Linked DNA regions of Homo sapiens: region 2 is linked to region 1. A link is an interaction called in ENCODE POLR2A ChIA-PET data of the cell type or tissue named here. Cell type or tissue: Panc1. All regions are shown on one strand. Links, peaks and the distances in the headings refer to the core of each region. The heading gives the core; the rest is flanking DNA.

What was found. ChIA-PET counts read pairs that join two places held together with the same protein. Peaks named below come from ENCODE experiments on the same cell type or tissue, not always from the same donor. Only the 100,000 strongest peaks of a DNase experiment are listed, where the experiment ranks them.
Region 2: POLR2A ChIA-PET joins it to region 1 with 6 read pairs; 2 of 35 experiments call an interaction of 5 or more read pairs at or near these places.

What each region holds. Positions count from the first base shown.
Region 1 is chr1:218,262,580-218,278,616 of GRCh38, forward strand. No RefSeq gene overlaps it. Among named protein-coding and RNA genes, the nearest start is that of RRP15, 15 kb to the right of the region's middle. In Panc1, for the core only: no CTCF peak of the experiment used is centred there; no DNase peak of the experiment used is centred there; H3K27me3 peaks cover 204 bases.
Region 2 is chr1:218,458,661-218,474,697 of GRCh38, forward strand. No RefSeq gene overlaps it. Among named protein-coding and RNA genes, the nearest start is that of TGFB2-OT1, 24 kb to the left of the region's middle. RefSeq lists enhancers at 519-1,518, 1,267-1,561. In Panc1, for the core only: no CTCF peak of the experiment used is centred there; no DNase peak of the experiment used is centred there; H3K27ac peaks cover 4,000 bases.

The DNA of each region.
Region 1 (16,037 bases), core at 4,322-8,321:
AGATTACATGTTTTCTTTTGCTCTTCTCTGACTTTAGTATGGTCATAAGGGGCAACAAAAAAATAAATTCCCTTGTTAAGAATACACAAGTTTGTCTTTTGGTGATTAATTCCCTAATCTCTTTCTCAACTCAGGAGCTGCTTCACTAGACTCACTGCATATTGCGATCCCTTTCCGTTCAGGTCCAGGATTATTCTGAAAATGGAAATGTTTTTCTCTTACTGCTAGGCATCAAGTGTTCAGATCAAGCCTGGGAGGCTAAACAAATTTCTGAATTGTCAAAACTTTAAACTTCCTGTCACTACCCATCTGTGAATCAGAAATTCCACCAAGAGAATACCTACTTTCTTAGACAAAGAAGGCTGAGGGCTGAGTGGTGCATTGTGCCTCTTGTTGAGTTCATATTTTGATCCCAGTAAGTGTAGCCAATACTCACAAATTCGGTAAGAAAAAAAGACTGCAAAACATCTGTAGGGTAATAGCATTAGTCCTCTGTGCTTACCATCCTCTCCAGATACTGAGAAAAAAATCATACTTTAGTTCTGGCAATAGTGCAGTAAAAGAGAAGAAAATCTAATGATAGAAGTCCTCATCCTCATGTCGTGGTATAATGGACATTGGAGACCCAGAAGCAGGGAGAGGACCAGGCGCAATGGTTCATGCCTGTAATGCCAGCACTGTGGGAGGCCAAGGGAGTGAATCACTTGAGCTCAGGAGTTCCAAACCAGCCTGGGCAACATAGCGAGAGGCCTCCTCTCTATTATTATTATTATTATTATTATTAGAAGAAGAAGAAGAGAAGAGAAGCTGGGAAGGTGAGAGATAGGTGAGGGATTAAAAAAAAAAAAACACCTATTGGGTGAGGGCTGGTGGCTCATACCTGGAATCCCAGCACTGTGGAAGCCGAGGTGGGCAGATCGCTTGAGCCCAGGAGTTCAGGACCAGCCTGGACAATATGGCAAAACTCTGTCTCCACAAAAAATATGAAGACATTAGCCAGGCATGGTGGCATGCACCTGTAGTCCCAGCTACTGGGGGGCTGAGGTGGGAAGATGACTTGAGCTTTGGAGGCGGAGGTTGCAGTAAGCCAAGATCACACTACTGCACTCCAGCCTGGGTGACAATGTGAGACCCTGTCTCAAAAAAAAAAAAAAAAAGAAAAAGAGAGAGAGAAAGAAAAAGAAAGAAAGAAAGAGAGAGAGAGAGAAAGAAAAAGAAAGAAAGAAAGAAAGAAAGAAAGAAAGAGAAAGAAAGAAAGAAGAAAAGAAAAGAAAAGAAAAAAGAAAAGAAAGGTCACTTGTTGGGTACAATGTACACTATTGGGTTGACATTAAAAGCCCAAACTTCACCACTATATAATTCATCAGTGTAACCAAAAATTACTTGTACCCCTAAAGCTACTGAAAAATAAAATGAAATAAAAATTCTCATGTCACAATATTTAGGATACAAGTAGTATATATACCACAATTATGATCCATGTTATATTTAAATATAAATAAATGTAAGGTTCTTTCTCCATAAGCAACTTTTTCAAAATTCTTACAATGAAAATTTATTATTTTATTGTTAAAAAAAAAAAAAACAATAAAGGCCGGGAACCATGGCTCACACCTGTAATCCCAGCACTTCAGGAGGCTGAGGCAGGTGAATCACTTGAGGCCAGGAGTTCAAGACCAGCCTGGCCAACATAGCAAAACTCTGTCTCTACTGAAAATACAAAAAAATTAGCCAAGCATGATGGCACACACCTGTAATCCCAGATACTCAGGGTCTGAGGCAGGAGAATCACTTGAATCCAGGAGGCAGAGGTTGCAGTGAGCCAAGATTGTGCCACTGCACTCCAGCCTGGGCAACAGAGTGAGAAAAAAAAAAGAATTATCTTAGTTTGTCTCAAGCTCATCCATGGTTGGGCTCTGTGTCCTCACCTAGAATAGTGTCTGGCATATAAAGGGTACCCAACAATTTTTTTTTATTGAAAGATATTAACAAGTACATAAGACGATTTCATATCCCAGTAATGCTATGAAGATTCCTTATAATAACTATGGTTCTCAACACTTGCCTGAACTAAATATTTCCTACAAGGGGAGTCTGGATAATAATTTGGAGATATGAATTTGTATTTTGCTCTCTAACCCCTCCCTCCTTTTCAGTTTTAAGTAGATAACTAGGCCTTTGTATTTCCCTGACCTTGTGACTTGTGCAGAGTTGTAAATGAGCTGTCTGAAATCTGGTACTCTTCAAGTTTTTGTAAAATCATGAACTCACTCTAAGAGATTATGTGTTTGAGGGGTGTTGGAAGAGAGAATGCCTTTAAGAGTAACAAAGGAGAGGAGAGAAATTTCCTGTGGACTGATAACAGGGAGAGGGGGGTTATTCCAAGGCTGCAGCACAGGGAGGCCATGAATGTGTGGAAAAGGGTCACCCCCAAGTCATCACACCATCTTTCTTAGGTGAGACGGCCTGGCCCATAGGCTGCCATAGGATTTCGTAGTTGCTTCATGACCTCATATCTCCCAAAGAAAGACGTTCAACTGTATCTGAATTTTGACTACGTTCCACTAATTGATGATATGAACTCCATCATTATTGCATTGTATTAGTCAGGGTTCTCTAGAGGGACAGAACTAATGGAATAGGTATATACATATAAAGGGGAGTTTACTAAGTATTAACTCACATGATCACAAGGTCTCAGGCTGAGGAGCAAGGAGAGCCAGTCTGAGTTCCAAAACTGAAGCACTTGGAGTCTGATATTCCAGGGCAGGAAGCATCCAGAACAGGAGATAATGTAGGCTGGGAGGCTAGGTCTGTCTCTCTTTTCACATTTTTCTGCCTGCTTATATTCTAGCCATGCTGGCAGCTGATTAGATGGTGCCTACCCACATTAAGGATAAGTCTGTCTTTCCCAGTCCACTGACTCAAATGTTAATCTCCTTTGGCAACACCCTCACAGACACACCCAGGATCAATACTTTGTATCCTTCAATCCAATCAAGTTGACACTCAGTATTACCATCACATGCATCTCCCAGTTTCCATAAATCACCACTTGAAGCCTCCTAGGTCATCCATTTTCACCTAGACACTTGTCCTATGCTGCTTGGAAAAATCTCTAATGTGATCCAATATCTCTACTCCCTGTCCTTGCAAACCCATCTACTATTCCCTACATCAACCAAAATCTTCCATCAGCAAATTCCCAACCTCTTCTTTCAGAAATCCTTTCACATCCTTGTTCAACTGGAACTTGGCTGGCCTTAGAGCTCTTTCACAGGTAGGCTGTTTTTCCTTTTACTGCCACACCTAAGGTAGATGAACTATCCTTCACGTTTCTCTTTGCCAATCTTCTCCTCTTTGAAAACCAAGGCTTCTCTGAAGTGTCTGATCCATATTTGTCTTATAGTATCATCCTTCAGTCTCAGCACCTATTCATTAGGAATACTAGCACCTGTTGTCCACTTCGAAGACCTCAGCATTCACGTAGACCTATGGTTCTCACCCTCACTGTACATTAGAATAAGCTGCTTTTTTTTTTTTTAATACGACTGCTAATACTCTATCCCCAGAGATTTAGATTTGGTTATTCATGAATAGGACTTGACTCTCAGTAGGAAGCAGATCTTCTCGCCAACCCACCCCTAGTCTGTCCCATAGAAGCACTCTAATTTCCCTGCCCAGAGGTATTCAGGGAGAATAGACAATTGATTTTCAATTCACTGCCTAATAGAAGCAGGCAGTGCTTTGATGCTTTGATTCCCCTGCCAGGTGATGTAAAAGGCTGAATGGGGAGAAGTCTTCCATGCCCTGCTCTGCCATATGGTGCTCTGATTCCCTCACCAAGATAGTGTCAGTAGAGCCCAGCAAATAGCTGAGCCTCCACCCCACCTGGCAGCAAAAAGGCCTAGTGTCACTGGGGCCTTGCACAACAAAGCTTGTGTCAGATCACCACGTCTTTCCTCCTTGGAGTCAGTATGGTCCAACAGGAAGCTGAGCTTACCCCTCTACTCGGAAGCATTTGGTGGTATGAGTCAGTGTTCTAATTGCTGGGGTGGTATTAGTAAAGTCCAGTGGGAAAATGAGCACACACAGCTACTTGGCTCTTATGTTATACCTTAACAGGGGGACTGTCTGCTAAGAAAAGAAAATTAAACAGATCCAGAATCTCATAATATAACATCTAGAATTTTTAATAGGGTCTAGAGTCATAATATCATATCTAAGCAGTCCGAAATACAATTTAGAAAATCACCTGGCTCGGTGCAGTGGCTCACACCTGTAATCCTAGCACTTTGGGAGGCTGAGGCAGGAAGATAGCTTGAGCTCAGGAGTTCGAGACCAGCCTGGGCAACATAGTGAGACCTTGTCTCTGCAGAAAAAAATTTAAAATTAGCCAAATGTCGTGGTATGCGCCTGTGGTCCCAGCTACTCGGGAGGCTGACGTGGGAGGATCACTTGAGCCTAGGAGCTTGATACTGCAGGTGAGCTATGATTGTACCACTGCACTCCAGCCTGAGCAACAGTGTGAGACCCTGTCTCAAAAAAAAATTTTTTTTTAATTACTTATTGTCTTAGTCTGTTTTGTTCTGTTTAACAGAATACCTGAGACTGGGTGATTTATAATAAACAGAAATTTATTGGCTCACAGTTTTGGAGACTGGGAAGTCCAAGATTCAGGGGCTGGCATTTGGCAAGGGTCTTCTTGCTGTGTCATCACATAGCAGAAGGCAAGAGGGCAAGAAACGGTGACAGAGAGAGCAAGAGAGAACTAAACTTGTCCTTTTATAAGGATCCCACGCCCATGATAATGGCATTAATCCATTCATGAGGGCAGTTTCCTCATGACTTAAAAAACCTCCCATCAGGCCCCATCTCCCAACACTGCCACATGGAGGATCAAGTTTCCAACACATGAACTTTGGCGGACACATTCAAACCATAAAACTTGTCATAGTAAAAATCAGTGAAATCACAATTTGAATGGAAAGAGGCAGTCCATAGACTCCAACACCGAAAATCAGATGTTGGATTATCTGATAAAAAATTTTAAAAGAGGCATTATAAAAATGCTTAAACAAGTATTTATGATTTTTTGAAACAAATGAAAAAATAGAAAAATCTCAGCAAAGAAATAGAAGTTATAGAGAGAGAAAAAAAATGAAAATTATAGAAGTAGAAAATACAATAGCCAAATAAAATGCAAGAAATTGCCTGGATGGGTTCAATAATAGAGTAGAAGTGACAGAAGATGAATCATTGAACTTCATGATAGATCAATAGAATTTAGTCAATCTGAATAATGGAGAGAAAAACAGACAAGATCTGAAGAAAAATAACAAAAGAGCTAACACATATATCATCAGAGTCTCAGAAAAAAAGGAGAGAAAGGGAAGGAGATTGAAAAAATAATTCAAGAAAATAATGGCTGAAAACTTTCTAAATGTGGTGAAAGATTTAAATCTACAGATTCAAGAAGCTGAGCAAACCCTAATTAGGATAAATCTGTAGGAATCAACTCCAAGAGACATCATAGTTAAATTCGAAAAACTAAAGACCAAAATTTTATTTAATCTTAAAATCAGCCAGAGAGAAAAGACTCATTCTATATAGAGGAACATCAATTCAAACAACAGCAAGTGTCTCATTTCAAACCATCAAGGCCAAAAGGTAGTGGCACAATACTTTTCAATAACTGAAGAAAAAGAACTGTCAGCTGCAAATTCTGTATCTGATGAAAACATCCTTTAGAAATGAAGGGAGAATAAAGACATTTTCAGAAGAATAAAAAATCAGAGAAATTGTTTCTAGCAAGTCCTCCTTTAAAGAATGGCTGGAGGAAGTTCCCTAAACAGAAAGAAAATGGTAACACAAGAAAGCTTGAAATTTTAGAAAGGGAAGAACACTGGAATGGCTAAAATAGGAGTAAATATAATAGACTATGCTCAGGAATTTCTTAAATCATATTTTATGGTTGAAGTACAAATTTTAACATTATATGATATGGTGCTCAATGAGTATAAAGGAAATACTTAAGACAATTATACTTAAAAAGTGTGGCAGGTAAAGAAACCTAAATGGAAGTAAGGTTTCTACATTTCACTCCAAGTGGTAAAGCTTCAGTATCAGTAGACAGGGAAGTTATGTATGTCCATTATAATACCTTGAGCAAGCACCAAGAAAACTATGTAATATGATATATCCAAAGTACTATAAACAAGTCAGAAAGGAATCCTAAAAAATTTTAAAGTAAGCCACAGAAAGGTAAGAAAAGAGAAACAGAAAGAAATAAGAAACAGAGAAAACAAATAATGAAATGGCAAATTTACATCTTTGCATATCAATAGTTACTTTATTTATTTCTTTGAGACAGGGTCTCACTCTGTAGCCCAAGCTGGAGTGCAATGGTATGATCATAGCTCACTGCAACTTTGAATTCCTATGCTCAAGCAATCTTCCTGCTTCAGCCTCTCGAGTAGCCAGGAATACAGGCATGTGCCTCAATGCCTGGCTAATTTTTAAATTTTTTGTAGAGATGGGGTCTCACCATGTTGCCCAGACTGGGCTCAAACGTCTGACCGCAAGTGATCCTCCCACTTTGGCCTCCCAAAGTGCTGGGATTACAGGCATAAGCCACCGCATCCAGCCAATAGTTACTTTAAATACAAATGGTCTAAATAAACCTATTTCAAAAACAGAGATTGACAGAGTAGGTTTAAAAACGTGATTCAATAATACGCTGGCTACAAAAAATCTCACTGCAAATACTTCATAGGTAGGTTGAAAATAAAAGGAAGGGAAAAGGTATACCATGTAAATATTTTTGAAAAAACCCAAAGGGGCTCTATTAATATCAGGTAAAGTAGACTTCAGAGCAAAGAAAATCACTAGGAATAAAGAAAAGTATTATGTAACAATAAAATAATTAATTCATCTGGAAGATATAACAATCTTAAATGTGTCTACACCAATAGAGACTCAAAATAAATAAAGGCTGGGTACAGTGGCTCACACCTGCAATGCCAGCACTTTGGGAGACTGAAGGTGGCAGATCACGTGAGCTCAGGTGTTCGAGACTAGCCTGGGCAAAATGAAGAAACCCCATCTCTATAAAAAAAAAAAAAAAAAATTAGCTGAGTTTGGTGGCACGTGCCTGTAGTCCAGGCTACTTGGGAGGCTGAGGTGGGACGATCGCTTGAGCCTGGGAGGTGGAGGTTGCAGTGAACTGAGATCTCACCACTGCACTCCAGCCTGGTGACAGAGTGAGACCCTGTTTCAAAAAAGAAAGGAAGGAAGGAAGGAAGGGAGGAAAATAAATGAAGCAAAAACTGATAGAGCTGAAATCCATGGCTCAGGGCATCTCACTTACTATTTCTGACCCAAAATATATCCTCATCTGTAAAATGAGGATATTAAGAACCTATGTATATTTCCTGGTATATAGTAAGTACTCAGTAAATGGAGCACTGACAATCTTAGCTTCTGATGGCTATTGAGAAGTGTTACAAAATGGTATAGCCCACCTGATCTGCTTTACTCAAGAAAAGCCTCTCCTCTCACCATTGCAGCAGCTAATGATTGGGGCTGCAGCTCATCAGAAAACTCAGGGCTGCTCTAGCCAAGAGCTTCGTGGGACTCCACAAAGTTGAGTTTCGGGTTCCTGGCCTAGCCAAGCAAAAACAGGGATCTATATACTCGTAAGGAGATACAGGCACCCAGCAGGCTGCCAGGTTTAGCAGTGTAGTCTCTGATCATGACAATGTGGACTTCAGAGAGTATCGTGTCTGCGAAATAAGGCCACCTACCACTCATAAGCTTCTGAGATAGATGAGGTCATCCCCCTTTTACAGGAGAAGAAACAGAGATTCAGAGAGATTCAAAGAATTATGCAATTCATGTAAAGGTACTGAAAGCCTGATCTAACTCTAGGTCTGAGTTTTTGATGAAACCATAGGGATTGACAAAAAGAGAGGAGCTGGACATTAGATGTTGTGCTTACTTCAGGACATCTGGCAAAGCCTGGAGCCATTCATTTTATTCAATACATGACTACTGAGCACCACCTCATCCCCCAAGAAAAGCTAGGCAACTATTTATAGGTGTTCCATATCAAGAGGCTTTTCTTTGCACATCTTGTTCATTATATTGTTGGAAACTGAAGTTGTTGTTTTTTTTTTTTTTTGAGACAGAGTCTCCCTCTGTTTCCCAGCCTGGAGTGCAGTGGTGCCATCTCGGCTCGCTGCAAGCTCCGCCTCCCGGGTTCACGCCGTTCTCCTGCCTCAGCCTCCTGAGCAGCTGGGACTACAGGCGCCCGCCACCACGCCCGGCTAATTTTTTTTGTATTTTTAGTAGAGACGGGGTTTCACCGTGTTAGTCAGGATGGTCTCTATCTCCTGACCTCTTGATCCGCCCGCCTCGGCCTCCCAAAGTGCTGGGATTACAGGCGTGAGCCACCGCGCCCGGCCGGAAACTGAAGTTTTTATTTATTGTTTAGCCCTTCCACCATAACTTTCTTTCCCATTATTCTACCAGACACTTGACAAATTTCCTAATAATCTTCACTTAAAAAAAAATCTCATGGACACACCCTTATCCTCGCCTAGCTTGGCCTCACAATAGCATTTAACAAAATCTCTGCTTCCTTTTGAAACGTGAAGTTCTCTGGCTTTCCTCATTTCATGATTCTTTCTGCTCTTGATATACATTTGTATATGTTGTCTCCTCTACTTCTAAATATTGGAGTTCCTGCCAACTGGATTTTGGCTTCTTTTTCTTCTTCTTCCTATAAAACCTCATCCATTTTCTCGGCTTTAAAAACCACCAATATGGTGCTGTTAACATTTATACCTATTGTCTCTAGCCCTGGTCTCTCCCTTGGAATCCAATTACTTAATCAATATCTTTACTTAGATGTTTCTATAGACTATATATTTATGTCCCTCCTAAATTCACATGTGGAAATCCTAACTCTCAATGTGATGGTATTTGGAGGTGGGGCCGTTGGTAGGCAGAGCCCTTATGAATGGGATAAGTGCCCTTATAAAAGAGCCCCCAGAGAGCTCCCTCACCCCTTGTGTTATGTGAGGACACAGCAAGAAGAAAGCTGTCTATAAGCTAGGAATTGAGCCCTCTCCAGATACCTTGATCTTAGACTTCTCAGCATTCAGAATCATGGGAAAAAGGAAAAATTTCTGTTGTTTATAAGCCGCCTAGTCTGTGGCATTCTGTTGTAGTAGCCCAAGCAGACTAAAACAGATGTCAAGACCTTAAACCTAACAAGTCAGACTCTTTTGCTTTTCCTCATAAAAGCTGTTCTTCTCTGGCCTTTCTCATACTAGCAAATGCGCCATCGTCTACCTAGCTGTAAAGTCAAAAACCTATGTGTCATTTTTAATTCTTTCCTTCTCGTATTCAACCCATCAACAACAGTTTGTGTCAGGTTTCCACATCTAAAACATACCCTAAGTGTGTCCACTTTTATTTATCTCTGCCCTAGTCTAAGCCCTCATGGTCTTCCACATTAGGCTTCCACAATGGCCTAACTGGTCTGTGTGTTTACACTCTGACCCCCACATTCTCCAACAAAACTAAAGGAGCCTTTCAGAAATGAGTTCTGTCCTGTCATGACCCTGTGTAAAATAGTACCATGGCTCCCTAGGTCTCTTGGGGCAAAGTTGAATGTCCTTCTCATGGCCCTCAAGAGCACACTTGCCCTGGACTCTTCTCTCCCCTCCCCCATCCATGTGCACCCCACCTCCCCGCTCACTATTCCTTACTTACACTGTCTTTTCCTCCTCAAAGGGGCTCATTGCATTTTCCTGGAAAATTCTGTCCTAGATTTTCACATGCCATTTCAGTCACACCACTCCTATATCAGCTCAAATGTCACATCCTGAGAGCATCTCTGACCTCCAACTAGAGCAAGAGTCCCCAACCCCAGAGTAACGGACCACTACTGGTCCATGGCCTGTTAGGAACTGGGCCGCACAGCAGGAGGTGAGTGATGGATGAGTGAGCATTACCGCCTGAGCTCCAGCTCCTGTCAGATCAGCTGCAGCATCAGATTCACAGGAGCGGGACCCCTATTGTGAACTGCGCATGCGAGGGATCTAGGATTCTCCTTATGAGAATCTAACTAATGCCTGATGATCTGAGGTGGATCAGTTTCATCCTGAAACCATCCCTTACCAGTGGAAAAATTGTCTTCCATGAAACCACTTTCTGGTGCCAAAAAGGTTGGGGACCACTGATCTAAAGTGTCCCACACCAGCCACCTTTCAGTCCCCAAACCATTCTCTATTCTACTACTCTGTTTCATCTTCCTGATACTGCTTTCTTCAGCAATTTGTTCTATTTTTAAAATTTACAAGTTTATTGTTGTCTCACTCAAACAGAAGCAAAGCATCATAAGAACAAGGAATTGTCTGTCTTGCTAGAAATCCTCAGTGCCTAAAAAGAACTTAGCACTAGGCATATACCCGAAAGAAAGGAAATCAGTATATTGAAGAGATATCTGCATTGCTATGTTTATTGCAGCACTATTCACAATAGTCAAGATTTGGAATCATCCTAAGTGTCCATCAACAGATAAATTGACAGAGAAAATTTGGTGCATACACGTAATTGATACTATTCAGCTGTAAAAAGAATGAGATCCTGTCATTTGCAACAATATGGATGGAACTGGAGGACATTATGTTAAGTGAAAGAATCCAGGTACAGAAAGACAAACTTCACATGTTCTCACTCATCTATGGGAGCTAAAAATTAATCATTTGAACTCATGGACATAGAGAGTAGAATTATGGTTACCAGAGGCTGTAAGGATTTGGGGTGGGAGAGAAATGGGGTTGGTTAATGGGTACAAAAATACAGTTAGATACAATGAATAAGATCTAGCCTTTGATAGCACAACAGAGTGAGTACAGTTAGCAATAATTTGTTGGACATTTTAGAATAACTGAAGGAGTACAATTGGAATGTTTGTACCACAAAGAAATGATGAATTCTTGAGGTGATGGAAACCCCATTTACTCTGATGTAATTATTACACATTGTATGACTGTATCAAAAGAGCTTATGCACCCCATAAATATATACACCTACTGTGTACCCAAAAGAATAAAAAGTAAAAACTAAAATGAAGAGAACTTGGTACAAGGCTCATTGAATATTTTTCAAATGAGTGAATGGCATTTTGAGGAAGGCTGGACCCTGAGACTTCATCACTGGACAAACAATCACTGGTCCTGGATGACACGGCCACTCAACTTTAGAAGAATGGAATAAAAAGACTGCACTCTTGAGGCCTCTTTCAGTTGTGTCTCTGGTCTATTAGGGACACAGGTTGGGGTTAACTGTCACAATGAAAGGAAGTGGTAGTTCCTCATACACAACTCAGGATGCACTTTCTACTGGCAGAAAGAAATGTCTGAAAGTCTGGCAGGATCAAAGTCAGAAATGCTGGGCAATCTTGTCATTGCTGACGAATACTGCCTAAGAGACAGTTAAGTCCCATAGCGAGGTGAGTTTTTAATGGAAGGGTTTTATGCAAGGTGGAATATGTCTCCTTGATGCATGATAGTACCAGTCTCACTAATACAGGCTCTGAGACCAGGAGTCCAAGAGTAATTTGTTCAAATGAAATAAAGCCTATTAGTCTTGCCAGTATTCACCTGCTCCATTGTTTAACACCAACCAGATGATGTAATCTGTCCCTTTCTTGTTTACAGGGAGGTTTCTAAAGAGGCAATCAAACATAGTACAAAGGGCTCAGTGTGGTTAGTAATAATGAGGCCTGGGTCTTAATTATATCACATGCAGTAGTTCAGTGCCAGAGGAAAGTAAAGATAAAGAAGAAAGATATCTTCTTTAAAAAAAAAAAAAAAGTGTTCCAAAGGGCCTTTTTTTAAACACTGTCCTTAAAACTGAGTAAATTAAAACAAACCATAGTAAGCTGAATAATAGACCCAAAGATTCCCTGTCCTAATCCCTGGAACCTGTGAATGCTACCTTATACAGATGGTCCCTGATTTACAGTGGTTCAATTTAGGATTTTTCTGCTTTATGATGGTGTGAAAGTGATATGCATTCAGTAGAAGCTGTACTTCAAGTACTCATATGCTGTGATTTGAATGTTTATCGCCTTGGAAACTCATGTTGAACCTTAATCCCCAATGTGGCAGTATTGAAAGGTGGGGCCTTTAAGAGGTGATTGGGCCATGAGGTCAGAGCTCTCATAAATAGATTAATCCACTTACGAATTAATGGATTAATAGATTATTACTTTCATGGATTAATGGGTTTTCATGGGAATGGGACTGATAGCTTTCTAAGAGGAAGAGAAACCTGAGCTAGCCTCCTCAGCATGGGATGCCCTGTGTTGCTTTGGGACTCTGCAGAGAGTTCCCACCAGCATGAAGGCCATCACCATATATAACCCCTTGGCCGTGGACTTCTCAGCCTCCATAACTGTAATAAATAAATCTCATTTCTTGATAAATTAGTAAGTTTCAGATATTCTGTTATAAGCAACAGAAAATGGACTAGGACCCCATAGAACAATTTTGTTTTTCACTTTCAGCACAGTATTCAGTAATTTACATGAGATTATTCAACACTTAATTATAAAATAGGCTTTGGTTAGATAATTTTGCCTCACTGTAAGCTAATGTAAGTGTTTTGAGTATGTTTAAGGTAGGCTAGGACAAGCTGTGATGTTTAAGTGTATTAGATATATTTTTGACTTACTATCTTTTCAACTTAGGGTGGGTTTTTGGGATATAACCTCATCATAAATTGAGAAGCATCTGTACAGCAAAAGGGGCTTTGCTGATGTGATTAAATTAAGAATCCTGAGATGGAAAGAATATCCTGGATTATCCAGGTGAGCCCTAAAATGCAATCACAAGTGTCCTAGAAAGATGGAGGCAGACGGACGTTTGACTGCAGAAGAGGAGTAAGGAATGTCACAATGGAAGCAAGAGGTTGGAGTGATGTGAGGAAGGGGTCCTGAGCTAAGGAATACAGATGGTCTCTGGAAGCTACAAAAGGCAAGAAAATTTATTCTCCCATACATACACCAGAAAGCATCAGCCTGCAGACACCTGGATTACCCTAGTGAAACTGATTTTGGACATATAGCTTCCAGAACTGCAAGAAAGTAAATCTGTGCTGCTTTAAGCCACCAAGTTTGTGTTATTCTGTTACAGTAGCCATACAGTTTTCTCATATTTGGTTCATGTTTGTATTTCTTATTTTGTGTATTTCCCTAGTCAATTGTATGTATTTTTTACCAGCTATATTAAGGCATAACTGACTTACAGTAAACTGCAGATATTAAAGTGTGCTATTTTATGTTTCCTGGTATCTATATATCTATACTGGGAAACTCACCACAATCTAAATAATAAACATGTCCATTGCTTCAAAAAGTTTCCTTGTGCCTCATGATAACTCTGCCCCTTCATAGCCCTTCTAACCTCCCACCCCTTCAGCAGCCATTGATCTTATTTCTGTCACCATAGAAAAATTTATATTTGTAAAGAGCGTAAGGCCAGGTGCTGTGACTCATGTCTGTAATCCCAGCACTTTGAGAGACAGAGGCAGGCGGATTGCTTGGAGCTCAGGAGTTCAAGACCAGCCTGGGCAACATGACGAAACTCTGTCTCTGCAAAAAAATACAAAAATTACCTGGGTGTGGTGGTGCATGCCCATAGCACACCTGTAGTCCCAGCTACTTGGGAGGCTGAGGTGGGAGGATCATTTGAGCCCAGGAGATCAAAGCTGCAGTAAACCATGATCATGCTACTGCATTCCAGCCTGGGTGACAGAGTGAGACCCCGTAACAAAAAAAAAAAAAAAAAGGTTTAATACAACTGGAATCATACAGTATGCACTCTTTTTTTCTGGCATAATTATTTTCAGATTCACCTAGTTGTTTTGTAGATCCATAGTTTGTTCCTTTTTATTGTTGGGTATAGCTCTCTACTGCATGGTCATACCACAATTTATTTATTCATTCACCTATTGATGGATATTTGAGTTGCTTTCAGTTTGGAAGTATTATGAGTGAAGCTGCTATGAATATTCATGTGGAAGTCTTTACATGGAAATAAGTTTATGTTTCTCTGGGTCAATAACTAGGGGTGGAATGGCTAGATCATGTGGTAAGTGTATGATTAATTTTTTAAGAAGCTGACCACCTGCCTTCCCATTGGTTGACCATTTCACATTCTCACTAGCAGCCTGTGAGAGCTCTGGTTGTTCCACATCTTCATCGATGCTTAGTGTAGTTAGTCTTCTTATTTTTAGCCATTCTAAAAGGTGTATGGTCGTATCTGATTATGTGGTTTTCTTTCTACATTTCCTTAGTGACTTACAATGTTGAACATCTTTTCATGTGTTATCTGCCATTGGTATATCTTCTTTGGTGAAGTGTCAATATTCAAGTGAATACTGAATTGGAGAATTCTTTATGCATTCTAGACACAATCTTTTATCAGATGTATGCTTTGCAAATATTTTCTCCCCGCCTGTGGCCTGTCTTTTCATTCTTTATACTTTGTCTTTCAGGTAGCAGGTTCTAAATTTTGATAAAGTTCAATTTAACAAGTTGTCCCTTTATAGATCATGCTTGTGGTTGTACCTAGGAAATCTTTGCCTAACCCAAGGGCACAATGGTTTTCTCCAGTGCTTCGTATAGAAGCTTTATAGTTGCGTGTTTTGTCTTCAGGGCTATTCCGTTTTGAGTCAATTTTTATGTATGGTGTGAGGTATAAATTGAAGTACAGGTTTTTGTATATAGATATCCAATTTTTTTCTCTTTTCTTTTTTTGGTATATGAATATCCAATTGTTCCAAGAACATTTGTTGAAAATACTATCTTTTCTCCATTGTATTGACTTTATGCCTTTGTCAACAATCAGTTTTTCATAGATAGACAGATAGATAGATAGATAGATAGATAGATAGATAGATGTCTTTTCTTTATGCCCTATTCTGTTTAATTGTTCTATTTGTCTACCTTGATTTAATACTACACTGTTTTAATAACCACACGCTTATCATAAGTCTTGAAATCAGGTAGTGTTAGGCCTTCAAATTTTTTCTTCTTTTTCAAAGTTGTTTCTTTGCTATTCTAGATCATTTGAAATTCCATATAAATTTTAGGATAAACTTACTAACTTCTACAAAGAAGTCTGCTGGAATTTTTATAGGGATTGCATTGAATCTGTAGGTCAATTTGGGAAGAATTAACATCTTAATAATTTTAAGTCTTCTGACCCAGGAACATTGTATATCTCCATGTAGTTTGATCTTCTTTAATTTTGCTAAGCAATGCTTTTTATTGTTTAATGTACAGGCATTTATCCCTAATTATTTCACATATTTTTAATGCTATTGTAAATAGCTTAAAGTTCCTCTCCTGTAAGGCAGCCTACTGCATGTGGTGTCATCTGATCCTCTTTGTGTCACTCTGTGGGAACTGCCGATATGCTTCTACTGCTATTGTCCAGAACAATAAATTAACTGCCCATTGTCTCCTACCCAGGAGTCTTATATCTCCTACAAGCACTCATGAAATTTTGGCAGGCTATCTGTTAGTCTGCAAGTATGATAAAAATCTCACACCTTCATAGTTTCTAACAGGTACCCTAACCAGTGCCTAGTGGGAATGGAGACTATAATCAGCCTTGTGTATGTGTCGATAACAACTGTTGCCTCTAATTCTTTCTTGTGGTTCTTTCTCTGGCCTTGCGTAGTTTCCTCACATGTGTGCACTGGTCAGTAATCACCTAAATTCTTAAGGGATCCTCTTCGCAGATCTCTTGAGTTCTCTCTCTCTTCTCTGGCATTCTGCCCTTCCAACTCCAGTCACCTCGGTCTCGCCTGACTCTCAGCTATATCTCTTCAACTTGGAGAGTCTTCCAGGCTCAGCTTAGGTCCCTGCTTCCTGTGCTAGGGTCTGGAAATTTTCTCAAAGCAGTATGCTGGAGTAATTGTGGGGCTCACCTGATTTGCTTTCCATCTCTCAG
Region 2 (16,037 bases), core at 6,294-10,293, 200 kb after region 1:
AATCGAGCTATTAAAATGCTATAGCAGAATATTTAGCAAAATGTAAAATGCTCACAATTGTTGGTTAAATTTTGCCAAAATCTCTATATAGAAAAATAATGAGACACATAGTAAATTTGTAACAGTTGTTACCTAAGAGCAGTAAGATTTGGTGACACTGTCATTTTCTTTTTTGTGCTTTTCTATACTTTCTAGATTTTCTATACAAATATTTAATAGTTTATCATTAGAAAGCAGAAATGTTACAAAATTGTTCATGAAGAATTGCTGATATCATACAAAAAATATATCTAGTTCGATTTGAAGTGGCAAGCAGTATAGAAAAGTGCATGCAGAGAATAGCTGAACCTTGAGAAGAGCAAACACTTCCATACTGCTTACTTTATCAGGCACTGATTATCAGCACTATTAAGTGCTTCGCATTTATTAATACACGTAGTCTTTACAACAACCCTATGAGACAGAGTCTATTACAGTCTCCATTTCTCAGGTGAGTAATGTGAGATAACCAGAGAAGTAGATGGGCCAAAGTCATACAGGTCTTAAAAGGAGGAGCTAAGAATACAAAAGCAGGCAATGAGCTCCAGAGCCTACGCGCTGACCTGCTGCTATGCAATGCAGCAGAGAAACGGACCAAAAGGCTCACCGTTCTTATCTCTGTGTGATGCGAGACTAGTTCTTATCTCTTTGGGTTAGTATTATTTTTTGCTTTACTATCTTCACATAGTAAACACACATTATTATACTGACAGATATATTTTATTCAAAAGATAGAATCATTAAACCACATCAATAACCCAAAGCTAATAAGCACTGCCTATGTCAAGGGGTTTGGTAAGGATTCCATATAAACGGAAAGGCCCTCTCTGTGTAAGGTAATGTGACAATTTTGCTAGCATTGTGTCAGCACAGTGCGGGCCCTTGATTGTTCTTGCTGACTTTCTGAAGAGCCACGGGGTGGAGGGGATGAGGCCTGAAAGGGAAGTGCGTGGAGCTTACTTAGGCAGGTGGCCAAAATGGCGGCTTGGCCTCTGCAGCAGAAAGACACCGGGCAAAAGTGCATCTAGGATATTTGGGAATAAGATTCAATTGTCTCGAGTCCATTGCCTTGAACCCTGGGTCTATTTCTCTTTTGTCTGTAGCCTGTCATCTGAAAAGTGTCGTGTTCCAAAAACATTTTATTCATTAAATTTAGCCCCTGCCTTCCTCTCCTAAAAGTGGATCTGTGTTGTCCAGGTTTCTGACGCTCCCCCTCCTCTCCTGGAAGTCCCCTGGGCAAGACAGGAGTAAGTGCAGTGGTCGAGATCATGGCAGCAAAGGTGACCTTGTCTGCAAATTGCACATGTCCTTCCTTGCCACAGAGATGGGATTCCAAAACAGACCCGGTAAAAGCCAGTTGAGGAGTTTCACAGAGTCACAGCAGGGTGTTCAGCTTTATACATAGTTGTGGGATGACTCACTACCAAATGCTTCCTAAAAGAGACTCCTTAAGTTACGGTAACATTTTAGAATGGTATTTATAGTGCCAATAGAAAATAGGAGGGGCAAGTTATTTGGAGCATTGCCTTTTTCTGCACACTCTCCTCCCTGCCAGCTATTTCTCTTTTTCAGTTTTCACATCTTCTTTGTCCCCTGCCTGAAGGCAAAGCCTGCAAGAGACAGCCTTCTGATGGCCAAGGGGCTCTGCAGCTGACCCCATGTACTGGCAATAAACAACCTTTCAAATGTTCCCATTATATCCCCCTCTGTCCCAAATCCCCACCCTAGCCCCTCCAGCTAGACCCTCCAATCTGCTATGCTCCTTCCAACAGTTCTGTTCTCTGTTTATTAACAATTCAGATGTACTGTCTTGAAATGAGTGGAAATGCCAGAGGTTATTTGTTCTGGTTTCCTTCCACTGTGTATGCTCCGTTTCCGTGGCTGTCTGTTGGTTACCTAGGATATGGCCAGGGGAGGCAAAGGATTGGCCAGGAGCTTGGATGGATTCCCTGGGAGGCTGTGGAGCAGGGCTTAGTGGTCAGTAGGATGCCCTAATTGAGTGCCTGATTAACGACTCAATGACCCCTTCTGGGCTGGGCTCACAGTGTCCTCTCTAGGACTCCAGGAGTTCCACATCCATACCCCTGTTTTGGCTCTTCTTCACTGGTATATAAATTTGTCTATCTGTCCACCACAAGGCTATAGGATTCTCTAAAACAATGATTATATATTATTCTGTGTTGTGCCTGGCACAGTTCAAAGCACACAAATGGTGCTTGATATATGTAGGTCAAATTCATACCTAAATAAGCACTTACTCTGGTTTTTCTCTTTTTTTAGTTTGAAATAATTTTGGCTTTTAACATTCCAATAATGATTTTGATGGAAAATACACCGCATATTTATTAATCACCAATTGCATCGAGACCTTTTTAGCTCTATTAACTTCTTTACCCTTCAAAATGACTTTATGATAAAGTAGATATTATTATCATCCTCATCAAATTACATATAAAATCACCATGTTCAGGGAGTGTAAGTAATTTTGCCTGAGATCTCTGTTAGGAAGTGGCGAAGCCAGGATTTGGGTCTCTGGGTGTCTTATTGCTTACACTGCTCCGTAAAGCCCCCAAACTAGACTGCTACCTATATGTATGCTTTAATCATGTGAATTCAACTGGAAAAATGTGCTGTTTTGAAAGTCACTCAAAGAGTTAATACTGGAAATAAATGAATGGCTATGTGGAAATTTTAAAAGTTTATTATCATGGAAAATTTCAAACATATACAAAAGTAGCAAGAAGAATACAGAAGCCTCATGTATCCTTTATTCATCTACAACTGCTTTATTTACATTATTCTTCACTTTCCCTTTTCCTCCACTGGATTATTTGGAAAGAAATCCCAGATAGTGACTCAATTGACTAAGATCTTTAAAATTGTTAACACAATGATATTTCTGCTCCTGGAACATAAACATGCTTAGACAATTTTGGTAAAACCATCCAAAGAAACTGATTCCCTCTGGTTGTTAGAACTATTCAGCTGCTGTGTGTGTGTGTATATATATATATATGAGTGTGTGTGTGTGTGTATACGTATATATATGTATATACACACACACATATATGTGTATATGTATATATGTATATACACATATACACATATATGTGTGTGTGTATATACGTATATATATGTATATACACATACATATGTGTATATATAAACAGCAGCCAAATGGTTGCTGTATATATATATGGCTATATATATATATATAGCCATATATATATGTGGCTAACCGTTCACTATATATGGCTGACAGTTCACATTATCCTCAGACCCTATTAGTTCTTCTATTAGTTCTTTAGAGTATGAAATATACCCTACATAAGTGGAAAGCAAGAGATCCTCTAAAGTGTACTCCTCCGTATTTTAGATAGACTTACATTTGGGAAATAAACATGTAATTTTGCATGTCCCAAGTGAACCTCAACAGAGTGCTCTAGATCAGCATAAATGTATTAAACTTTCAGGTGCTATTACTTTCTTTTCCGTTGCAGATTTTATATGCAGTATCACATAAGTGAGCTTTTTCCATTCTCTTCAACGGAGTCTCTGTCCATTTTTTCAGAGGCTGGTTGTTGGTAGTAACAGCAGGAACATCGCCAGCATTTTACCATGACGCCCTCAAGAGTTCAAGACTGGTTTGGAGAAACATCCAACATTTAAATGTGTATAGAAAAACTTTCAACCACCCCAGCAATTTTTACAAAAGTTTTAGGAGAAAGCCTTATCAAGAATGATCTTTTATCTGGGGGAAACTGTTACAATTTTACTCTTCAGCATGATTTGGGTTTTGATCAAAACTAGAGATTGTGACAGTGGGATTTTATGCAGAGGTCTGAGGTGTATATGCACATGTGTGTGCATGTTTGTGCACATGCACGAACATACCAGACCAAGCAGGTGGGTGGAGAGTGATTTGTAAAAGTGACAGGAGGGGCACATGAGTGAGAACCATTTTGGTGTCTGTAGCTTTATGTACTTGGGGATGTCAGGTCTAAAAATAACTCTCCTTTGGAACCATTGTTGTTTATCTGTATCCTGGGTTTTCCCATTCTTAAAAATACCCTGACATACATAAAAAGACTGTATTCCAAAGGTTAATGCCCATTAATCCGAAGGGAGTGGTGAGTAAATTCCTTATATATCAGTCTAAGAATAGGTCTTGGAGCTATTCAAGTGTGTGCCATCATGTGAGCAGTTTCTTCTTTTTTTAAAGGAAGCAAATGGTAATGGTTGGGGAAGAAAAGGAATAAACGGTAAAAAAAAATGGATAAAAGGGTTTGGATAAAATAAAATTTACCCTAAACATGTCTCTGTGGCTTGAAAGAATCACTGCATAGAAAAGGTTTTATCTGGGGAGGGGTTGTGGGGGGAGAAGTTGTCTGAGAATATTTTCCCCGCTGTGGCATTTCCCATTGGAGCCTAACCCAAAACTCTGAAAATCCAAGGAAAGTGAGCACTTTTATTTTATTTCTTTCTTTTTTAAGGCTGCTTTGCACTGTGATTTTTTTGACTCAAGGGATTCTGATTCTTTCCTCTGCATGCAAGGATAACAGGCCCTAGCCATGTCCAGCTTGCCCCCTCAACACAGGTCAGAATCCCTTTCGGATTTCTGTTTCCAACAGAATGTCTGGCAACCAGACTTTCTGAATCAGCGTTGTTTCTGCACCGCTGCTCCCGACACGCTGGAGGCCAGGCAAAGAGCAAAATACAAAGAATTGAAACTAATTCCGCAAGGCTGCTAAAGGTTTCAGATACAGCCCAGTTTCCTCTCTGAATCCGTTGTTCTCCTCTGTGCCCCTTTATGCTTCTGGGCACCACACTCTAGGCGAAAGAGTCTCCTGGGACCAACACCTAACCAGGTTTCCTCACAGTACCTGTTTGTATGGTGAGTTAAAAACAAGCAAAATTTAAAAACGGTGTACATCTGGACAAGTTGGAAAGGTCAAATGGATTTTTTTTTTTTAAGGATGTATTTCTGCATGACTCACTGGGCCTTCTCACTTCCTGCTAGAATTATTACAAAATATATCTGGAAGACAGTGAGCCCGCTGATGACTTCCCTTCACGGACTACACACAGGCCTGCTGTGGTATCAGGCGCCCCTTGGCCAGCTGCCCTCTTTCTTGGTCCCCTCTCCAGGGTCACTAGCAAAGACACAGACTGGCCACAGATAACAATTACTTCTCCCAAGCTGGCTTGTTCCATTAAGCATTTTGGGAAAACCAAATGGCTATTGATGATGATTGAGATTTTGCTCATGTGCAGCCCTAAAGGGCGGGAAAAACACCACTCTGGAAAGGTATTGGATGATAGCTGTGAATGACATTTCTTATGACGACTGCTATTTTGAAATGTGCTTTGTAATAATATTTCAGGCACTCAGTTTAAATTTCAAGTTCTCAAGCAAAATTATATACAGTAAGGAGGAAACTTTCTGCTCCCCTTGCAAATTTTTGTTGGTGGTATTCTCATAATTCTATTTTTTTTCTTATAGGACAAATTTATGTGTCTTCTGAGATATTATTATTATTATTATTATTATTTTTAGAGGGAGTCTTGCTCTGTCCTTCAGGCTGGCGTGCAGTGGCGCTATCTCGGCTCACTGCAACCTCCGCCTCCCGGGTTCAAGCAATTCTGCTGCCTCAGCCTCCCGAGTAGCTAGGATTACAGACAAGAGCCACCACACCCTGCTAATTTTTGTATTTTAGTAGAGATAGGGTTTCACCACTTTGGCCAGGCTGGTCTGGAACTCCTGACCTCAAGTGATCCGCCCGCCTCGGCCTCCCAAAATGCTAAGATTACAGGCCTGAGCCACTACACCCGGCCCTGAGATATTATTTAGATGTCTCCTGAGATAATTAGTTGTATGTTCCCACCCCTCCTCTTTATTTGTAGTATTTTCAAAGACAGATCTATTTTAAAATGTCACCAATTTAGATAAAGATGGGAACCTTTTAAGTACTTATAAAACATTAGTGTTCATGCAAAAAATAAATGTTATAACAACAGTTATGCTATATCCAGTCCCAGGCCCACCTCTTCTCTTAGATCCTCCTCTTGCCCAGTCCTTGGAATTATTTATTCACATCCAGTGCTGCCAGCTCACCACTCTGAATCTTTAGCCCTAACCTCTCCCCTGAGCATTGTTCACCCATCTCTAAGGGTCAGTTGAATAATTCACTTACATGACCAGTCACCTAAACCTTACGGTTCTCACCTGAGGTGATTTTGCCCCTCAGGGGATATTTGACAATTTCTGGAGGTTTTTTGGTTGTGGAAACTTAAGGGAAAGGTGCTATTAGCATGGTGGGTAGAGGCCAGGGCTGTTGCTAGATACCCTAGAATGCATGAGAAAGGCCCTCATGACAAGGAATTCTCTGACTCACAATATCCATAGTGCCTAGATTGAGAAATCTTGCCTTAATCTAAGAAGAAATTTATTCAGTTTTTCTCCTAAATCCCACTTTTTCCATTAAACATTTTTTTCTGAGTGGGGAGCAGTGGCTCATGCCTGTCATCCCAGCACTTTGGGAGGCCGAGGTGGGTGGGTTACTTGAGCCCAGGAGTTCAAGATCATCTGGGCAACATGGTGAAACCCTCTCTCTACAAAAAAAAAATAATAATAATAAAAATAAAAATAAATTAGCCTTGTGTGGTGGTGCACGCCTGTAGTCCCAGCTAAGCAGGAGGCTGAGGTGAGGTGGGAGGGTCACTGGAGCCAGGGAAGTCAAGCCTGCCATGAGCAATGATTGTACCACTGCACTCCATGCACTCCAGCCTGGGTGACAGAGAGAGATCCGGTCTCAAAACAAAACAAAAACCTTCTCTGAACAATTCTAGTTATTCCTTCCTTTGAACTCTACTGCGTATTTGTCACTAAATGATGTACTGCTCTATATTATTTTTTTGGATGTGTGTGTGTATAGTTCGTCTCCCTAAATGAATTTGAGATTTCCTGGCAGCAGGGCTTATCTCCTCTTTTCTTTTTGTGCTTTGAACTATGCCCACCCCAGTGCTCTGCACTTAGCATATACTCAATATGTTTCAGATAAATGAATATATCTTCAGTGAATGGTTGAATCCTAAAGTTTAAAGACGATACATTGGGGTGATGGCAAGGCTTTCCCAAGAAACTTAGACAAGGGGTAAGAAAGGTTGCTGTTAGAAATCTAAAGAAATTAAATAAGCATATAACAGAAATAGCGTGTCTTCTGGGGTTTATAGAAATAGTAATTAGATGTTAGTTAACTATAATCTTAAACTTTTAAATAAAGACATGCAGCACAAGAAGAAAGGAATAACAGAATTAATAATTTACCTTCAATCTTAGAGGATTGAGATGGCTGAATTTGGGGGACACATATGTGGAGGATTGTTCTCTGTGATATGATGGAAATTTTATTGAACCATGTCTTCACTTAGATGACATGATCCTTGAGACATTTCCCTTCCATTTGTTTCAGTTCCATGCCAACCAAACAACATTCAGATTAATAACCCAGTTTCCCAGCTGGGAAGATGGGAACGTTTCCATCAGCGTGTGCAAAGGGATACCTTAGCTAGGAGGGGCAAACATTCAAGACTCTGGACAGAGATATCACCCATAATAAATTAGTAAATTGGTCTTTTGGCTTATATATTAATCTCCTGTGGACTAGTGTGTGAGTGGCTCCCCAAGATTCTGACCATGTCTGGGATTATTGATAAGGTCCGTTTGCTGGGCTGCAAAGTCTGAGGGCCAGATCCTGGCTTGTGACTCATTCACTAAAGCAATGCCATGTTGAAAACTGCTTGACCAATGGCTAACTGGCTGTTCCCCTGTGACATCCCTGTTTTGCCCCAAGCCATTCTTCTGAGCTTCAACAAATCTTAATGATTTCATCCCAGATCCTGAAATTATCACTTTGTTTTTTAATCTCCTAAGTACTTTGAAAATTCCATTCATACTTGATTTGGAAATATTCTATCGGAAAAAAACCAAAATGCCCACATGCAGCTTCTTTTTAATAAAGGAAACGAAATGGGAAGGTCAAATTGCTTTTAGAACTTTTTATAGGCCTGGCAGCACTGGAGACATTTCATCATTGAAGAACGTGTGACAAGTAACTGGGACCATTTGCTGAGGGTTTCTCGGGGACAGACCAAGAATAGCAAAAGAGATCTTTTCTAAAACACTCCATGATTTGATTCGGTTTTCCTGAGAACAGCTAGGACTAATTAGAAATAACTTACAGCTTGTATTAGTTACATGTGAGCATTTGTTACAAGCTCTCATATGCAAAACAAAGATTGAGTTCAACTTGATTCATCACTCTAGTTCTCTTTCCATGTTCTGCTCACATCTTTTCATTTAATTGCAAGAGTTTCTTGTTTAATGTCATTAATTAACAGAGGAAGTTGGGATGAAAATATCTTGAGTGCTCCACCTAATTATAATCCCAGTCATGAATGCTGGAGAAAATGTGGCTTCTTACTAAAAGGAAAACAGTCTAGAACAATATTATGCAGTTTATAAATTCCACCGAACCGCTGTACAAATAAACAATGCTACTGAATCACACAACAAATCATCTCACAATTAGGCCACACAAGACCAGCTGCTTTATAAAGGAGACTGTGAGCCCAAGAGAAGGACTTTGAAGATAAATATTGCCATATGTGAAAAGGGAAAAAATTCCCAACAAACCTTAATTGCACGGAGCTTCATTTTCAAATGCTATTTGCCATGGGAATAAAGGATTTCGTGTTGTGACCCGTGACTATTGTAAGCATCATCTAAAGTGTGGGAGATAGAATGACGGATCTGATTGGAGGCCCTGTACGCCTGGCTACATGTGAAATGTGCCTCCTTGCTTCATCTCTTCTTCCCTTTTCTCATCCCACTGGCATTTCTCAACACTCAACATATACAATTGATTTCCCATTAATTTATGTGGATTGTCCACTTTGTACCTCAACTGAAGAAAAATGTGAAATGCAGGCTGGCCTCTCAGAACTATAACTTGGTGGGTATCCCCAGGGCTCAGACTTATTTTAATATTTGTTAGAGTTCAGCAAGAAGGCTATCTAAATTTGATGATCCATTCCAAAGCTAAGCATTAATGCCCTCGCTTAACTGCAATTCTTAGATTCTCCTTGCATTTGACAGTAACTGCAATTCTTGGATTATGCTTGTTATCACTTCCTTTTTTTTATACCCTTGACAGTGACTGCATTTTTATCTTCATTTCTCATTTATGTCAACTGGTAGCCAGAGTAGGACAATCATACAGGAAAAAAGAAAAAAATACAAATAAAAAACCTAGAGAAATCCCAAGATACTAGAAGCTTAGGGAATAGAGCCAAGATTTGCAGGTCACAGCCACCATCATGAAGCCCAGAGTGTAAAAGTCACCCAGAAGACTAGAAGGAAAATTCAAGGGATAGCTGACTCCATTTTTAATATTTTAATCTTTGTAAATGCAATGCTAGAACTTTTTAGAAGAAAATGACGTCTTGTTATTCTTACGTATATAATGTTGATGAGGCTACTGTCTCTTAATTCATAGGTGTACAACCTTTCCACTTATAGGGAGCCTTCCTTTGGTCCATGATGGGTGAAGTAGCAACATGGACATTACAGCTGTGCTTTTTCCAGTGTCGTCTTTGCACTCTGTTTCCTGCAACATGTTTTGTTTTGTTTTGTTTTGTTTCGTTTTTTGTACTTCATGAAGGAATTTCTTCTCTCTCCTTTTATTTTCTGTATATAAGTTCAGGGGTCAAACCTGCCTGAAATAAATTAGAACCTCCCAAAAGGACAACCAAGCTTATCAGATACCCATAGTTTATAAGTGTCATAATATGATGCAGAATGTTTTGAGGTTGGTGATGGAATAAATGTTATGTTTTTTGAGCAATTACCATCATCTGTATAAAGTTTTATTTTAGAAAGCCTAAGAAGAAAATTAAAAGGTCAAGAAGAGACCAAATCCTTTATTCTTTTACTATGGGAATGTGTCATTAACAGAAAAAAAATTGTGAAACACTTATTTACTTTAAAAGATACTTAGAATTTAAATTATATATAATCTGGGAGATCTTTTCTCCTGTGTAGTTAGTTACTAGTCACAGGTCATTATCTCCAAGAGTGTAAATCAGACTTCCTCTATTGTTATTTTCTCAGAAGCTGCTTAAGTCATAGCTCTTCCTTTAATTCCGCTTTATACTCGTAATTAGAAGTGCTAACACGATAAATGTCTACAGTGATGTTGAAAAGAATGATGGTCACCTGACCTTTTCTTCTATGTTAAATATGCTAGTTCCTGTTTGTTATGACAGAAGTGTAGCACAATAGTTAAGATTATGGGTTATGGAGACACACATATTTTTCTCATAAAGTCATGTGTGTGCGGCTGGGTACAGTGGCTCACACCTGTAACCCCAGCTTTTTGGGAGGTTGAGGCTGGAGGATTGCTTGAGGCAAAGAGTCTGAGATCAGCCTGGGCAACACAGCAAGACCTCGACTCTACAAAAAACTAAAAATAAAAAATTAGCCAGGCTTGGTGGCACATGCCTGTAGTTCTAGCTATTCACTACTTGGGAGGCTGGGGCAGGAGGATCACTTGAGTTCAGGAGTTTGAGGTTACAGTGAGCTATGATTGTACCACTGCACTCCAGCCTGGGCTGGGCAACAGAATGAGATTCCATCTCTTAAAAAGAAAAGTCATATGTGTATAGAAGTGCTCCATTATTAAAGGAAAATGGTATAAATGAGATCAGCTTGAAGCAGGTATTGAAGGCAAAGGTAAATTGCACATGCAAAGGCACAGATGTTGACTAAAGAAGAAACGATTTCAGCCTGGTTTATAGATCGCTCTTGATGATGTGTGGTCAATGCCCAAAAGTAGATAGCTATATCCCTATAGCCCCACTCTGGGGTGGCCCTAAAGACTGTGGTAAGGAAAAAACCTACCAGCAGGCAGAACTTCAACAAGTGCACCTAGTTGCTCATTTTGCTTGAAAGGAGAAAGGGCAAAAAGTATGGATGTACAGTGACTCATTGACTGTATCTATGAGTATATCTGGAAGGTTAGGGACTTTGAAGAAGCCCTATTAGAAAATTAGTGAAAAAGAGGTCTGGGGAAAAGATTTGTCGATGGACCTCTTTGAATTTGCACCAAAGAGCAGTCTAAGCAGAGGAGGATCTCAATGATCAGGTGTATGAGATAACCTGTCTTATGGACATCAGTCAGTTTCTCTCTCCAGCTACCCCCATCCTTGCCCAAGGGGCTCTATGAAGAAAGTAGGCATAAAAGAAAGGGTAGAAGTTATGCATGGGCTCAGCAACATAGATTTCTACTCATTAAGGCTGACTTGGCTTCAGCCACTGCTAAGGGTCTGTCCTACCAACAGCAAGAACAACACTTGTATGGCACCACTACCTGGTGGGTTTAAGAAGGCACCTGGTTGGAGGCTGATTATATTGGATCAATTCCATCAGGTTACAGACAGCACCAGCACTTTGTTGTTACTAGAACAGACATTTACTCTAGATTTAGATTTGCCTTAACTTCCTGTAGTGCCAATACTACCATCTATGAACTCACAGAATGCTGCTATCACTACACATTGCTGCTGACAAAGCAATTCAGTTTACAGCAAATTAAGTGCAACGTGGGGCTCATACTCATGGAATTTAGTGGTCTTTCTATGTTCCCAATCACTATAAAGCAGTCGGCATGGTAGAACAGTGGGATGGCCTTTTGAAGACTCGGATACCGTGCCAACTGGATGTAAATAACTTGGAAGACAAAAGTAATATCCTCCAGGATGTTTTATTTGCTCTAATTACTGACTAATATATAATGCTCTTTCTGCCAGAGATAAGATTTACCTATTTAGGCAAATGCACCTCTCGAATCCTGGAATGGCAAATCCTCTCTATGGGAATAATAGTTATTCTCCTAGACATAAACTAGTGGAATTTTTGTTTCCTGTTCCTGCTCCGTTAGTCTAGAGGTTTTAGTTTCCAAAGGAGTGAGCACAGTAATGATTTCAGTAAACTGGAAGTTGAGAATGCTACCTGAGCAGTTTCATATGGAGCACTGTGGCAAAGTAAGCCAGTTCTTCTGCAGGTTATACACATATCACTGAAGTTGAGGTTTGGGGGTGAGAGGATAACACAGGTTCCAGTTCATCCTCATAGATTCCAGCTTATTCTCATGGATTTAGTTTGTCTTTGCTCTTCCCTACTTTATGTCTGTCTTTCTTTCTTGTCAGCCTGCTCTGTGGACTTTAAGCCCAGCACCAAATGCAAAAGCAACAGCAGTAAATAGTCTAGCCCGTTCCTCTAACTGTATGATGTCAAATATATATCACTCTTAATAATTTTCTCTGATTGAATCTTAACTAACCAATCAATTGGGAATCCAATATCTGCCTCTAACTATACATGTGAACTTAGGCGAACATCTCTAAGCCTAGGTTTCCTCATTTATAAGATAGGAATAACATTAACTACCATATAGGATTGTTGTGAAGATTTTATGAGCTAAGGGCTGAGAACTCTGCAAGGCATATAGGAAGCACTCAGTAAGTAGTTACCACTATTTACAAAACTTGGCTTTGACTCCAGCTGATTTTACATAGCATCATGGAGTTTTGGACTGGAAGAGATTTTGAGAAGTCATCTGAACCGGTAGCTTGGCCTAAAAAGTCCAAACTTCCCAGATCTTACCCTTCCTGGCTTAAAGTCACTATACTCAATGTAATTTACAAGATGTGTACTGGAGCGCAATTCATTATTGTTTATTACCACTGAGAGAGAGGTTTTAAAACAAACATTAGATTTTACAATTTGAATGTTGTTCTTCAAAGTAACTTTTCTAAATTTGTTTCCTTCTTCTTCTATAAATAAGGACATTGGAAAAATTTATTTTCAAAGTTCCTAAACTGTAAATTCTAAAATTCTGTAAAGATTAACTGAAAGGCTATTTATTCATCTAATAAAGATGTCTTTGCTTTAAAGATATTTTTGGGGTGTTTCTGCTTAAACATCGTCTTCAGAATTGGTTTTTGAGGCCCATCCAGAATAAGTATCTCATTTCATTATCGCTAAATCTTGTTTGTGACTTAAATGCAGTTTACATTATGAGATGGCATGAGAAGACTTGGGGCTGTTTCTAAACATCTAAGGATGAAGATGGACCATCATTACAAATGTTCTGATAAACATTACCAAAAATGAGGTTCCAAAAATCTTTTGGGTGGTATCAATACTTGAAATATCATTAGAGTTTAATTTAATATTTACCTCGGTAAATCAGAGGAAGAGGAGACTTAGTATATGCCCTAAATTGGAATCTACTTAACAGTTAAGAAGTCTAAATTCAAGTCCTGGTTCCAACATTTACTTGGTGTATTCTCTCAGGAAGCCACTTCATTTGTGGAAGTTTTAGGAACTTCATCCATAGGGTGGGAATAAGGTATCTAGCCAGGCTTCTCATAGAGTTATGGTGAGACGTAAATGACACAGTAAATGTAAGAACACTTTGCTCCTTTGAAAGTACTCAAGACTCTAAAACAGGGGTTGGCAAACTATGGCCCATAGGCCAAATCCAGCCTGTCATCTGCCTTTGTATAGCCCCTGAGCTAAGAATGGTGCAGATGAACATTTGCACCAGTTTGCTAATGGGAAACATTACATTTAAACCCCAACTATAAAAAATATCACTTCCTCCAGGCCCCCTTTAAAGAATTTCTTTCTTCTCATTAGTAGATTGGTATTACAAAAAATTGTGCTAAATTACTGTTATTATATTTTGCATTTCATTAGTAAAAATTTTGTAGATATTTGTATTCTCCCTTGTATAAGCTTCTATTTAATATCCTCTATTTTACCTCTTGGTTCACAAAGACCAAAATATTTACTATCTTATCTTTTACAGAAAAAATGTGTTGATCTCTGCTATAAAGTGTTGTGCTTAAAAGGGATTTGTATTATTAGTAATAAATATAGTCATTGTTCACAAGCAAAGGTTGCTGTAAACTATTTGTTTGCTTTTCCTCCTAGTTATATTAAATCTGTTTGTTTATACCTTTAATTACTATAATACAATATTCTTTCTTACAAACAGCAAAAAAAAAATGAGAGAGAGAGATATCTGTTACTTGCCTAATTATAATCTGAATTTTGTAATCTTTGTTTTCATAAACTGAATTGCAAAATTCTAGATTTGTGTAAATCTGAAGAAAAAAATTAAATTAAATTAAAACATAAACAGAATCCGAAGAACTAAACACAGAGTAGAGATGTTGGCCTGCCCCATGCTCTGAAAGACCATCTGAGGGCTTCTGAGCCTGGTACACCCTGGGGAGTTCTCAGAGAGAGAGAGGGATGTTTAGATCATGCACCAGAGGGCCTCATGCAAGCAGGTACAACTACAGGAGGTCCCTCACCCATCTCTGATGGTAGTTATGGCAGTAATAACACCCTGATGGGTAGTACAATCTTAAGCATGAGACAAAATTAGTTTTGTATGAAAATGGTTTCAAATGTGGGTGTCTTTATTAGAAATCCAAAATATCAAAGTAATCTTCAGAGGCCACGGTTTCTCTTGTGTCATTTCATGATACATGCTGATGTCTTCACATAGGAAAAGAAAAAAGAAGAATAGGGATCAAAAAAGAGGGAAGGTACAAGGAAAGGAATAAGAGATTTTCAAATGTATGCCACCTGCTTTGAATGTTGTTCAGATATGTGTCTTACAGTATGCCTGGTGTGCCTTTGTTAGAGATTAATTGGACAAATTTGATTTTATAGATGATATGAGCCAGAATTGCAAAGGTGGTGTTTCTCCTCTTATGTGAAGAGGAAGTCAGGGGGAGATGAAAGGGAGAATAACCTTTACCTCATAATTTCCTTTCCCCTCCTCTCTGTGTAAGCCACATTAGTCTCTCAGCAAAGGTACTTGGAGAAACTTGCTAAAATTTTCCCTCATGCTTGAAATTTACTTACCCTGGGTAACAGGAAATGTGGAGTCTTGTGATGTAGATTGTTATACCAGATGGTAATCTTAGCACATGCTATTTATGTAGATCAGCCATGTGTGTGAGTCATCCATGTGAGGCTGACCTCAGCCACTGTGAAATCGGGTTCCATACCGCCATTATTAATAAATAATAATAATGGTACTGATTAGGCATCATTTTGATGCACATCTAATGAGGCCATTACCTTTATATGATATTAAATCTGGAATTGTTTTCTTTTTCTAAATAATACTTTATTAACAACTGGCCATGTTGTTAGATTGCTATTTTTTACTGGCAAGGGCAGGCACACAATTTAACTCAGCTAAGATTAGGTAATTAAGGTATCTGCCACTTGCATTGCGCTATTCATTGAATGCCCTAACTACTTTGTTCTTTCTTTGAAGCAAATGCCTGTCCTTATTTAAGTCATCCTCTTCTAGGTCCTGTGGTTTGAGTTATTATTTTACTGATGATAAATTTGAGTGGGTAATCCACACTCTTTCATCTTGTCTCCCTTTTAACCACTAGCTAATTTAGCGATGGAGAATAGTTTCGCTTTTATTACAGCTTTGATTATCTGGTGGTTGCAAATAAGTCAGATAGGGAAGCCTGCGCAAAGATAAATGCTTTAAAAGCAGGAAGTGTGTTTTATTTCCTTTCAACTAGCCATCTGTTCAGGATTCTTGCCTTTAATCCTTCCCTATTTTCTTTCCGCCTTCTTTTCTTGCACTTTCCCTTCATAGTGGCTAGAACTGTGCTCTGCACAAAACAGGCAATATCTTTTTGGCTTTGTAACAACCGCAGAGATTTTCTAATATGACCCACTTTTCCAGAATGTTTCCTGCTTGTCTCTTTGAGAGACATGCCGTCACTTTTTTTTTTCTGTTTCTCTTACCCAAAGATAACATTTCTTACCCAACATCATTAGTGTAAAGATTCTAAGGTTTTAATGGTAATGCATTACATACATTTGTTTT